Linked DNA regions of Homo sapiens: region 2 is linked to region 1. Evidence: chromatin contacts called from ENCODE POLR2A ChIA-PET data. All regions are on one chromosome and are shown on one strand. The core of a region is the stretch at or near the end of the contact, and the rest is flanking DNA. Distances in the headings are between cores, read along the strand shown.

Region 1 (6,373 bases), core at 429-2,928:
AACATTTTTAATAGGAGTTTTACCTGTCATGTAAATTACTCTAATTGTCACAAGCCTAATTCAATTAGCTTGTCATAATTCCTAAAATAATTTACCAAAATTCAGCTCATCTTGACATAGGTTCTTGAGCCAGTATTCCGAACCGTTTCATTATAAAGTTCCTTTTATTTAAACAATTGTAGAATATTAGTAATAATAAAGGATCAAGAATAGTTAACTTGAGCCTAGGAGTAAGGTTGCAGTGAGCTGTGATTGCACTACTGCACTAGAGCTCAGGTGACAGAGCAAGGCCCTATCCTAAAAAAAAAAGAGAAAGAAGTTAACAACTGAGAAATTAGAAGGAAAACGCCATTATTGTGTTATATAAAAGAGTAAGGATATAGACACCTATGCTTCCATATACAACAAACAGCTCAATACCATTTGAGTCAAAGAACAAAGGGGAAAAAAAAGCAGGTGGCAGAGGGCATGGAATGCAGAGTATTGAAGCCTTTTATTCTAGGGTCTCCAAAACTGAGTGTGGAAGTAAAAAGTTTCTACATTTAAAAAGTTTATATAAATTACATGAATTGCAACTTTCATAAAAATCAAAATGAAAGGTTCTGCATAGGACAAAAGATATGCCTAAGCAACATATCGTATTTGCACAAGGCCACTGAATGTCATGGATATTAGTAACAAATGAAAAGCTTAAGTCTATGGCAGATTGAACTAAGATTTCAGTTTGGTATTCTATAAGCCCGAGATTGTAAACTACTCTTATTATACAAAAGCTATAATGATTTACAGAGTTTTGTGTAGGAACTCTTGTGCTTCTGGTTGGCACATTATCTACTTTTTAAGTATGTGAAATTAATACAGACATTTGTGAGAGGTTGTGCAAAACTACTGTATTTACAAAAATGGCACAAAAGTGAATTCAACAGTTAATGCACATGCATACTTCATTCACATCTTCAACAACAAAAGGTATTCTAACTCTACAGAACTGAATATTAGCTTCAACGGCAGCTGTTAAGCACTAGAGTCACATAAGTTACACCAGAATGGGCAAATATTGCCCAAGTAAAATTCTACTGTTAAAGCTGAAACAGGTTTAAGGCCATTCAAGTTCAAGCACAGAGATACAAATCTTTCAGAGCCCCATCTAGTTGTGTTTGAAATATGTGACCTTTCTTCTAACTTGTGGTCTTAAACTTCTGTTTTACAAAATCCAAAAGGTAAATACAGAAGAAATCAATACAATAGAGATTATATTAAATAAGAGTAACATACAAAGCTATAATTAAGATGAAGTAATGAAAGCCAAAACATTAAAATTTTAAAACTTGCTTGTTACTTGTTAGAACCAGTACTACACTAGAAGTTAGGTAATATATACAACTATTTTCAAGTAGTTTACTTATGTTGCTCTAACATGTCCTCTTCACCAGTGCACTGTTAAACTAATCAAAAACTCTACACACGTATATTCCACAATAGCAGCACACACTACTGCTACCTGCAAAGCTGTCAGTCTCAAATGACTAGTGAATGAAAGGAAATAAAAAGTAGATAAGTAACATATTAAGGAGAAATAATGAGATTTAGCAGATTCATGCAGTTCAGCCTCTTAATCAGCCAGCCAGCTTGCTAGCAACAAGGGACGGCTTCCGTTGAGGAAGGTCTTGCGGAGTGGGAATGTGGTCACCAGTGACCTCCGTCTTATCCGGAGCTGCAGTAGGAAGTTGCTTGTTCTTCATTTTTGCTTTAGCCATGTTGTAATCCCCAGAATCAAAATATTTTTGCTATAAGTAAAAACAAAAAAAATTCAGATTAGAGCTTAGCAATTACTGATTTAAGATGTCGATGCAACCCCATACTGTCCGTATAAGGTTGGTCTAAAAGAATTTAAACAGGAATATTAATTAGATGAAATAGTCTCTGTACTGAGTTCCAGCATAAGTCAACAGCCGAGAAGCCCCCCTTCAGACTGGGCACAGTGGCTCACTCTTGAAATCCCAACACTTTGGGAGGCCAAGGCAGGCGAAACACTTAAGGTCAGGAGTTCCAGGCCAGCCTGGCCAATATGGCGAAACCCTGTCTCTACTAAAAAAAAACAAAAAAAACAAAAAACAAACATTAGCTGGGTGTGGTGGTGCACATCTGTAACTCCAGCTACTCCAGAGGTTGAGGCTTAAGAGTCATGTGAACCTGGGAGGTGGAGGCTGCAGTGAGCCAAGATTGCCCCACTGCACTCCAGCCTGGGCAACAGAGACTGTCTCACAAAAAAAAAAAAAAAAAAAAAAAAAAGAACCTGCCTTCAGGCTTTCTTGAACCATTCTGGTTCTAATAAAGAACCATCAAGACTAATATAATATTAAGCTATTTGGGAAGTCCCAGACTCAGTGAAATAAAATCTTTCATTTACTAATGGAACAACCAGGTGAAACACTTGCTTAAATTATTTTATAAATAAAACACATAATTTGGCTGGGCATGGTGGCTCATGCCTGTAATCCCAGCACTTTGGGAGGCCGAGTTGGGTGGATCACTTGAGGTCAGAGGTCAGGAGTTTGAAACCAGAACGGCCAATATGGTGAAACCCCGTCTCTACTAAAAATACAAAAATTAGTCGGTTGTGGTGGCAGGTGTCTGGAATCCCAGCTACCCTGGAGGCTGAGACAAGAGAATCGCTTGAACCCGGGGTGTGGAGGTTGCAGAGAGCTGAGATTGTGCCACTGCACTCCAGCCTGGGCGACAGAGCAAGACTCTGTCTCAAAAACAAAAAAACCAACCCCCCCATAATTATAGTTATTAAAACTATTATTTACAGTTCCTGGTATTCTGTTATTTAGAACAAGTGTTTCTGCAAGAATTTAAATCATACTTATTTGAACTAGAGCAGTTTACCAAAAATTAAGGTAAAAATATAAATATTAGAGTAATGAAAGAAATAAACTCACTAGAAATTATTACTTAAAATGCATATCCCTACTCCACACCTCCTCCATTTTTCACAGAGAGACATGAAGTATGACTACTGCTTTTTTTTTAGCTGCCCTTTACCACTAACATGCAAATTGTGATGAGAGCTAAACATCAACCTTAATACAACTAACCTACTTGACTTCCAGAGCAAAAACATAAATTTGCCTGGGTTCTAACTTACACCTATCATGCTGAGCCCATCTTTACTGAGTGCCTGCTATATGTGAGGCACTATGTGAGAGCTGGAGTCAGATACAAAGATGGGACAATAGTCAAGTAAATCAACAATTACAATACTGCCTTAAGCACACACAGTGCTATATGGTGCTCAAAGAAGGGGGCTCTAATCTCAGTCTTGGGTTGGCAAAGGAAATAATCCAGGTATGAAACAAGGGCTTGGACAAAGGGTGAAGGGGAAGAAAACAGATAATATTTATGGAATCTTAAGCTAATATCTTCAGGGATACTTCATGTGATAAAACAAAATAGCTAGGAACTCACAGCTTAGTATAAGACTATTGAGTGGCCTGAGGAAAAAGTCTCATTGGCTGCTTTCCTCCACCACTTTTTGATAAGCCAGACCTGGTCTATGGCCCAAAGGCCTAAAGACAGAAACTGCTTTAATGTATTACTGTATATGTACCATACGGAACAGTAACAAGGAACCCTGGAACAGGCCCATCTAAAGCTTTCTGCAGCTTCACTTCTGTATGTTTTAAAATGAGCAGACAGAAAAACCTCAGAATTGTGATGCACTGTAATATATTAAAAAGCTATTTCTGAATTTTGTAGCCTCTAGAGGAGAACAAAGCAGCCTGCCAAATTTCTTATTTTGTCAGAAGCACATACTGAGAAATTTAACACACATGTAAATTTTAGGCAGATTTTCCCCCTATGTAATAAACGCAGTTTCTAATGTAAGTAATTTTATAGTAAGCAAAAGTTCATCACAAGGGGGTCTCAATTAACTGTAGATTAGGCTACTCTGCTTGGGGGAAAGGAATTAAATTTAGTGTGACTAGAGATAAAACTAAAATCAATGCCTGACAATTAGAATTGCCCTAAAAAGGAAAAGGTTACTGCAAAAGGCAGAGATTCAGCAAAGACAATAAAACAACAAAGATGTCAGAGAAAGAAGCTAATGCTTTAAGATAGAGAAGTGAACTAATGTTTATCAAATTGGGATCCACAGATAACAACGATGATGATATGTCTTTAACAATCTCTAAATTTCATGAGTTTGTAATGAAAATATTTAAAAATTAATTATGATCTAGATGACAATCTTATAAAAGCCTCCTCTCACACAAATTTATGGGCCATACTTACATCAGCATTTACAACTACACTGACACTAAGTGATCACCTAAAGTGGTAATGTTCAACTTTAAAGCCATGTTTCTTACAACTGGATTCTCTGTTTTCTAGGGACTTCACAACCCCTACAAATATGAAAAAACAAAACAAAAAGCAAAAAGAAATAAAAAATGTAAAAACAGGCCACACAGCTTCTTGATATCCCTCCCAGCTCTGATAATCTATGTAGTCATGTGTACACAGTCATATTGTTAAAAGCCTAATAATAACATTAACCTCATAATAACATTAATGAGTACAACACAAGAAGAGACCTATTATAATAATCATAATATCTAATCAAACCTTCTCAAATTAAGAAGCTACTTAAAGATGCTAAGGTAATTTGTCAAGTTTGCTAACTAGTGATAGAGGAAAATTAAAACCCAGAACCTGTGATCCAGAGTTTTAAAAAAAATCAAAACTTCATATAAAATAACTTATTCACTGACATTCTGTTATAATACAGAATCATTAAAGAGCTCACTTCTCAAATTCTATCTACTTATTTCTTGATTCAGTAGCATTTTCTTCATTCTCAACTATTTATATCTACAACACCAACTCCAAGATACAATGTATATGAAATCTGACTTGAAGATACTTAAAAATAAATAGTTCAAGCTAGAGAAAAATTACAGTGACAATTGGCCCAATGTTGGAAGAAAGCCTATTAGCCAAGGTTATGCTGGAGATTAGCAAAGAAAATATTTCCTAAACAATAATCAAATCAAAATAATTTAATAGCCAAAGATTAAATAATTTATCTCATAACTAAAAACACAGTTGTCATTCTACTTCTTCTATTTATCCCCTATATTATGATCTTTATGTTCTAAAATAACCACATAATACTATTTTATTGACTTACTTCAATTTATTTAATCATTTCTCTGCTGTTGAATAGTGGTGCTGCTACTAATTATAGTTATAAGCTATAAGGAGGACCTTCCAACTTGGAAGACTTTCCTTGTACTGAATTATACTCTTAGATTAATAAATAAGAGATTATTGATTTGAAGAACATTTTTATAAACCTTAATCCATACCCTGTTCTGAAACGAGTAATAATTTTTAATGTTTAAACACAACAAAGAGCATATTAGTTTCATTCAACTTCAACCTTAGCAATAGGTATTATTTTAAACATTTTTGCAATTTAGTTATATAAATACTATGATGTAATTTGCATTTCACTGATGTCTATAATATATAAACATTTCTCTGTTTTTTATATTTCCTGTTAAAATCCTTTATCCAGGAGCACCTTAAGTGTTTTTCTTGTACACTTAAAAGTTCCCTTTCATATATTTAAAAGTTTCTGTATGTATTTTAGACATTAACTAACATTTTTGTAATAACTTCCCTACTTGATTATATATTTCATGGTACGGGAGTTTTACATCTTCATAAATTTGGTGTCATTATTCCATCATCCTAGTATTTCAAAGCTGTGAATATTATTCTTTCATGTAAGATTAAAAATACCATTCTATTTTTTGCCACTTTAAAACAATCCATATGTACCTAGAGCTAATACACACACAGACGTGTTTTAAGCAAGGAGCCGATATCAGTATATGAATGTATTTAAGGAGAAACATGATTTAGCATCTCATTCAACAATTCTCTTCCGTAAGTAGTATTTCATCCTTCCCTGTATAGTAAGTAATTTGAATATGCTTAAGCTGAAGATGGAACTCTCTAATTTTTTACAGCAAAGGAAGGGGTCACAGGACAATACTTAGGGAACAAACAGGCCAGCATTATCTCAATCTCATTATTGAGAAATAATGGTATCTACCTCGCAAAACATGGCAAGAATTTGAAAATAATATCTTCAGTAATTTGAACTATGAAAATGAAAATGTTTAAATTGTATTAGAGTAAATCTGACTGTGAAACATATTACATAAAGGAGATAGCTGTGCATTTATTAAGTGATCATTTCATCCAAATAAGTATTTTAAGCTTTTGAATGTTGTGTGGGAATCACCTGCAAAAAATATGGAAGTTTCAAAATATGGGCAGAAGGATAAACACCAGC
Region 2 (6,359 bases), core at 738-3,237, about 22 Mb after region 1:
GCTGCCACCTAACAACACCCATCATTTTTTTTTTTTTTTTTGAGACGGAGTCTCGCTCTGTTGCCCAGGCTGGAGTGCAGCGGCGCGATCTCGGCTCACTGCAAGCTCCACCTCCCAGGTTCACGCCATTCTCCTGCCTTCCTGCCTCAGCCTCCCAGGTAGCAGGGACTACAGGCACCCGCCACGACGCCAGGCTAATTTTTTTTTTTTTTTGTACTTTTAGTAGAGACGGGGTTTCACTGTGTTAGCCAGGATGGTCTCGATCTCCTGACCTCGTGATCCACCTGCCTCGGCCTCCCAAAGTGCTGGGATTACAGGCATGAGCGACTGCGCCTGGCCACAACCCATCATTCTAAAACACAGATCTGACCAAGTCACTTCTCTGCTTAGAACTCTTCCAATGTCGGGCTGGGCGCGGTGGCTCATGCCTGTAACCCTAGCACTTTGAGAGGCCTAGGCGGGCGGATTGCCTAAGCTCAAGAGTTCAAGACCAGCCTGGCCAACATGGTGAAACCCGTCACTACTAAAAATACAAAAATTAGCTGGGCGTGGTAGTGCGCACCTGTAGTGCCACCTACTCGGAAGGCTGAGGTTGCAGTGAGCCAAGATCACGTCACTGCACTCCAGCCTGGGTGACAGAGAGAGACTCTGTCGCAAAAAAAAAAAAAAAAAAAAAAAAAAAAGCCAGACGCGGTGGCTCACACCTGTAATCCTGTCACTTTGGGAGGCCGCGGAGGACGGATCACTTAAGATCAGGTGTTTGAAACCAGCCTGGCCAACATGGTGAAACTACATCTCTACTATAATAGAAAAAATTTGCAGGGCGTGGTGGCAGGCGCTTGTAATCCCAGCTACTTGAGAGGCTGAGGCAGGAGAATTGCTTGAACCCGGGAGGTGGAGGTTGCAGTGAGCCGAGATAGCGCCACTGCACTCCAGCTTGGGCGACAGAGACTCCGTCCCTCCCTGCCCCACCCCGGCCCCCCAGAAAAAGACCTCTTCCAATACCTCTAAACCATCTATATAAATTAAGTCTAAACTTCATCGCCTGGCTTACAAAACTCCCTGCCAGCCTCATTCCCCAACAGAGCCCTACCCCTGCAAAGGACCTCCACAACATGTAAGTACACACTCATAACAAAGCTCTCCCCTATTTTACACCTCTGCTCATCTAACTCTGCATGTAATTTCTCTTCCCTTTTTGGCCTTTTAGCAAACTCCTACCGAAACCAACACAGATTCAATAACCTCAGTCCCCTCTCTTTCCTCTGTTGTTCCCACATCCCCTCAGAACAAAAGGGCTACAAATATCTGCTTGCCCCCTCCTCCACCCCAATTCTTGAATGCCCTTGAAAACAAAAGACTAAAGTTTTCTTCATCCTTGTCCCCATACCTGGCATACATGGAACCCCAGAAAATAAATCAGAAACTCTGACGGCGGAAGAATCTTGCAAAGCAAGATAAGTTCTTGTTATAGTCATCATTATTGCTTCCAAAGAGACCTCTGATAGAGAAGAGGAAAGAAAAGGCTGTGAAGCTGCCTAGCAGACCTTCAAGCATCCTCAAGGTATCTTCCACCTCAAGTTTATGCCAGAAGGAGGTCGTTTTATATACCATGTCTCACTTAATCCTCACAACGGTTCCCTAAGGCAGGCATTAGCCACATTTTAAAGATGAGGGAAGCAAGACTCAGTAAAATCACTGGCCCAAGGTCACAGATCGCTAGTAATGGGGCAGGAACACTATCCGGTGGCGACCTCACCGCTCCAGTGGGACCAGCTACTTGGCTGACACACATCGAGCCCGCGCTGCCCAGGGCCCCAGCGCCCTCACCCGTCCCGCGGAAGGAACCCGGCCGCACTGCCGCCGGTGTAAACACTCACTCTGGCCCTCTCGCCGGAAACCGGAAATTCCGCGCTGCATTCTGGGAGTTGCAGTTCCCGCTGTGGCCCCCCGCCCCCTTATAAACAGCCAGTCTACAAGAGGCGCTAGTTGCAAAGCTTCCGGTTCTGGGGGAAGGCGTGGCTTCCGCGCTCTTTGAAATGTCCGGCGCCGGAATGTCTGGGTGCTTTGGTTGGAGAGGGTCCCATTTCCAGTCATTCTTCAGCCTGGTGATTCCCGCGCTCCCCTGAGGAGCATATGAAGTACGTCGGTTCTGCCAGGTTGGAACGCGCTGCTGGACACTCGGCCGTAAGGCGGATCCCGGATCCCCTCCCACTCCGACCCTTCCCTCCAGAAGGGCCGGTTCCCAAACGGCCCCTTTAGACACATCCAAGCGGTTGCCGACGGCCCTCACGATGAAAACTGCTGTCCGTTGGTGAAGGCAGCCTCTTCTGTGCTCCTCGCCGCTGACTTCCTGAGGCGGACCTACCTGTGGAGGCATACCAGGAACCAGACGATGACCCCCTCCAAAAGTTGGGTCTTTGAGGAGAGCTACTAACTTGGGTTCCTGGTACACCCTCTACATGCAGTGGTGAAGCTTATCTAACAGTCATTCATAGAATCAGTTTGGGAAGGGGAATTTTCACTGAACTCTCATAGAGAAACTGTGTTTTAGATAACAGAAAGTTCTGCACGGTTAAAATGGAACAGAAATTTTTTTGCACAGAAATTAGGATTACCGAAAATACTGAAGAAAGACTACCTCTGATTGGACTCTTCTCAAGGAATTAATAATTCAAGAACTAAGGAAAGAAAAAAGTGATTATATGAAAATACTGAAGTTGATCGTAGCAGCTGAAGGCTGATCCTGTGTGGGTAAATGTAAACGCTGAATTCCCACATTCCAATGTGCGACCTGGGATTAAGGCAGCAATTGAGCAGGGTAATGTTACTGAGGAGAGCGAACAGATCGCAGGATCTCAGAAGGCCTAACATTAAAGGCAGATCACCCCTCTGTTCTCATAAGTTATATGGGGAGTTTTGAAATGGCTTTCACTGTCTTCAGGGAGTTTATCTTCAGGATAACTCCCATGTATGTTGTGGGCGCATTAGGAACCCATGGCTGTTCCCAAAGTCTCCCTTTCCCATCCTACCCATTTTTAGATATACCCCCTCTTTCAGTAATCCTTCCTAACTAGACTTCTTTAGACTCCTTCCTCTCCTGCCTACTAAGTTACTTGCACCTGAGCTCCATAATTTATCAAAATTATATATTGTGAATACTTTCCCAGTTCATGATTTTTTTTTTACTCTTAATGGTATTAGATAATTTAATTTCATTTTAAAACTTTTTTTTTTTTTTGAGACGGAGTCTTGCTCTGTCGCCCAGATTGGAGTGCAGTAGTGGCCGATCTCGGCTCACTGCACCCTCCGCCTCCCGGGTTCAAGAGATTCTCATGCCTCAGCCTCTTGAGGAGCTGGGGCTACAGGTACCTGCCACCACGCCCGGCTAATTTTTGTATTTTTAGTAGAGACGGGGTTTCACCACGTTGGCCAGGCTGCTCGAACTCCTGACCTCAGGTGATCCCAAAGTGCTGGGATTACAAGCGGTAGCCACCACGCCCGGCCTGAAATTTTGTTGTGATGGTTAGTGCCTTTTGTGTCCTATGTAAGAAATCTTTGCCTGCCCTCGTTATGAAGATACTATCCTAGGTTTTCTTCTGTGTTATTTTATCTTTCACATTTAGGTCTATGATTAATTTCACATTAATCTTTGTATATGATAGGAGTTAGACATCAAGATTCATCTCTTCCATATGGGTGTACAATTGATCCAGCACTATTTAAAAATTTTGTTCCCACTGAATTTCAGTGGCAGCTTTGTCATAAATCCGGTGACTATGTATGTCTGGGTCAATTTTTGACTCTTATTCTGTGCCATGGGTGTATTTTTCTGTCATTGTGCCAATGTCACACGTCTTGATTTCTCTAACTTTAGAGTAGGTCTTGATATCTGCTAGCCTTTTGGCTTTAAGAGGGGCATGGCTATTCTATCACCAATAGATGACAATTGTTAACTTTGTTTTATGCTTCTAAAAGTATAATTTTACTGAATCTTAAATATGTATATTCAACAAAATTTAGATTACACTGTACATTTGTTTAGTAATCTACATATTTTACCTAGCTTGAATATTTCCCCTGTGCTCAAATATTCTTGAGACTTTTTACTTTGAAATAATTTCAAGTTTACAGTACAGTTGCAAAAATATTACAAAATAATGCCCTCATACCCTTAACCCAAAGTCCCCAGTTGTTAATAGTTTACATTTACCTCATCATTCTTTCTCTCTCACTCTCTCACTATGCATATTGTTCTTTTGTTTTTCCACCCGATCCGTTTAAGAGCCAATTACAGACATTACCCAAAGTATTTCTGTATTTCCTGAAAACAAGGATATATTCTATGTCACAGCCACAGTACAACCCAGCAAAATCAAGAAATTAATAAATACAATAATACCATGTAACTTACAATCTCATTCAGCTTTCATCAACCATTCCAGTTGGGTGGAGGCTGATCATCTCTCTGCCATTTTCATAAGTTATGTCATAGATTTTCACATCTGTCACATCATTCATTTCTCCAAAGAGCCTTAGTTCCTTTTAGTAAGGAATGGTATTTAGAAGCCAAGTTTGGATGCTAGGTGTGTTTATTGCTACTGAGATGTCATTATTTCCAGTCTATTTCAGTGACTAGACCTAGCAAATAAATGAATATTGATATACACACCCATTCATCTATATTTCTATGAAATATATTTAAATATGTGTGCATATAGATGTGTATATGTATATATAGATCTATGTATATGTGAGCATATATATGTGCACATATATCAAAATATATATGTATATATAAAATATGAGTTCACACCAATACCTCAAATTCCAATCCAATACCACATATTTTCCTCTAGTCTTCCTCTTCTCTATAATTTTACCTCCCTTCTGCAATAGTAGGAAACTTGATTCTCATTTTCCACAATATACTTGTATTTTCTCATGTTGACATTCATGGTACCTGATATGGTTTGGCTCTGTGTCCCCACCCAAATCTCATGTTGAATTGTAATCCTCAATGTTGGAGGAGGGGCCTGGTGGGAGGTCATGATGTTTGGATCATGGGGCAGACTTCCCCCTTGCTGTTCTCATGACAGTGAGTTCTCAAGAGATCTGGTTGTTCAAAAGTGTGTAGCACTTCCCCCTTTGCCCTCTCTCTCCTGCTCTGCCATGTGAAGATGTGCTTGCTTCCCCTTCACGTTCTGCCATGATTGTATGTTTCCTGTGGCTTCCCCAGCCATGCTTCCTGTATAGCCTGCAGAACTGTGCGTCAATTAAAGCACTTTTCTTTATAAATCACCTGGTCTCAGGTAGTTCTTTATAGCAGTGCAAGAACAGACTAATACAGTACCATAACAATGGAGCCTCCTCTTCAACTTGATTCTTGAGTCCTTTTGACATAACCCTGGAGGTTTTTGATAGCTCCCTGCTATCTAGCATGACAAGAGTTCCTAGCTAATCTTGTACTTCCTGCCCTAGGCATAAAAATTAGCCATTTCTTCAAGAAATTCATATGGTTTTCTGTGGGAAATGGTATATTAAGACCACAATCTGGGCACTAGGGATGCTTATTGCTACTGAATTGTTTGTTACTTGTAAGCCACATTAGTGGATGGAGCTAGGGGGAGATCTATATCCATAGAGATATAAATAGAGAATATTTATACTGCTACTTCAAATTCAAGACTACAGAGGTTGGGTTTGGTTTTGGCTTTTGGTTTTATGGGTTGCTTTTTGTTTTGTTTTTTTTGAGACAGGATCTCCCTCTGTTGCCCAGGCTGGAGTACAGAGGTGCAATCATGACTCACTGCTGCCTCAAACTCCCAGGCTCAAGCGATTCTCCCACCTCAGCCTGCCAAGTAGCTGGGACTACAGTTGTGCACCACCATGCCCAGCTAATTTGTGTATTTTCTGTGGAGGCAGGGTTTCACCATGTTGCCCAGGCCGGTCTTGAATTACTGGACTCAAGCAATCTGCCCACCTCAGCCTCCCAAAGTAAGACTGCAGAATTTTAATTTAATATTTTCTATATTACATCTTTATTTCCTTTCTTCCACACTGAGAATACTAGTTCTCAAGAACATAAGGGACAACAGTATTTAAATATCTATTTTCATTTCCTTTATCCCATATCACATACCCAACTGTCTCAAAATAACAATACTAATGATACTATCACCACCAATATAATTATTGAGACGTTTAAAAAAATGTTTGCATATGCCCTTCTCATTCTATCCCCTCCATTCATTCTCTCCATTTTAACAGATGTGCTGTATATTATCTGAGCCTATACTCATTACTCTACCTTCCTCTTTTTAACTCTCTTAATACTACAAAGAATTCCATGTTTAGGC

Evidence for each region. ChIA-PET counts read pairs that join two places held with the same protein, here RNA polymerase II (POLR2A).
Region 2: POLR2A ChIA-PET joins it to region 1 with 10 read pairs in AG04450. The contact joins the promoter of UBL7-DT here to the enhancer-like site in region 1. POLR2A ChIA-PET finds 5 or more read pairs at or near these places in 2 of 52 experiments (AG04450 and B cell).

What each region holds. Positions count from the first base shown.
Region 1 is chr15:52,550,318-52,556,690 of GRCh38, forward strand. It overlaps ARPP19 (cAMP regulated phosphoprotein 19), which reads right to left. Exons shown (of 3, transcript NM_006628.6): 3 at 1-1,787. The coding sequence ends at 1,617. Among named protein-coding and RNA genes, the nearest start is that of ARPP19, 16 kb to the right of the region's middle. Within about 2 kb of position 1,679, at least 4 of the 41 ENCODE cell types and tissues checked have a DNase peak (open chromatin) inside an H3K27ac peak, as active enhancers do.
Region 2 is chr15:74,459,278-74,465,636 of GRCh38, forward strand. UBL7-DT (UBL7 divergent transcript) reads left to right here and starts at 1,988. Exons shown (of 4, transcript NR_120377.1): 1 at 1,988-2,750. It overlaps UBL7 (ubiquitin like 7), which reads right to left and starts at 1,883. Exons shown (of 11, transcript NM_032907.5): 1 at 1,760-1,883. RefSeq lists enhancers at 449-968, 1,124-1,970, 1,425-1,514, 1,805-1,954, 2,902-3,402 and 1 more.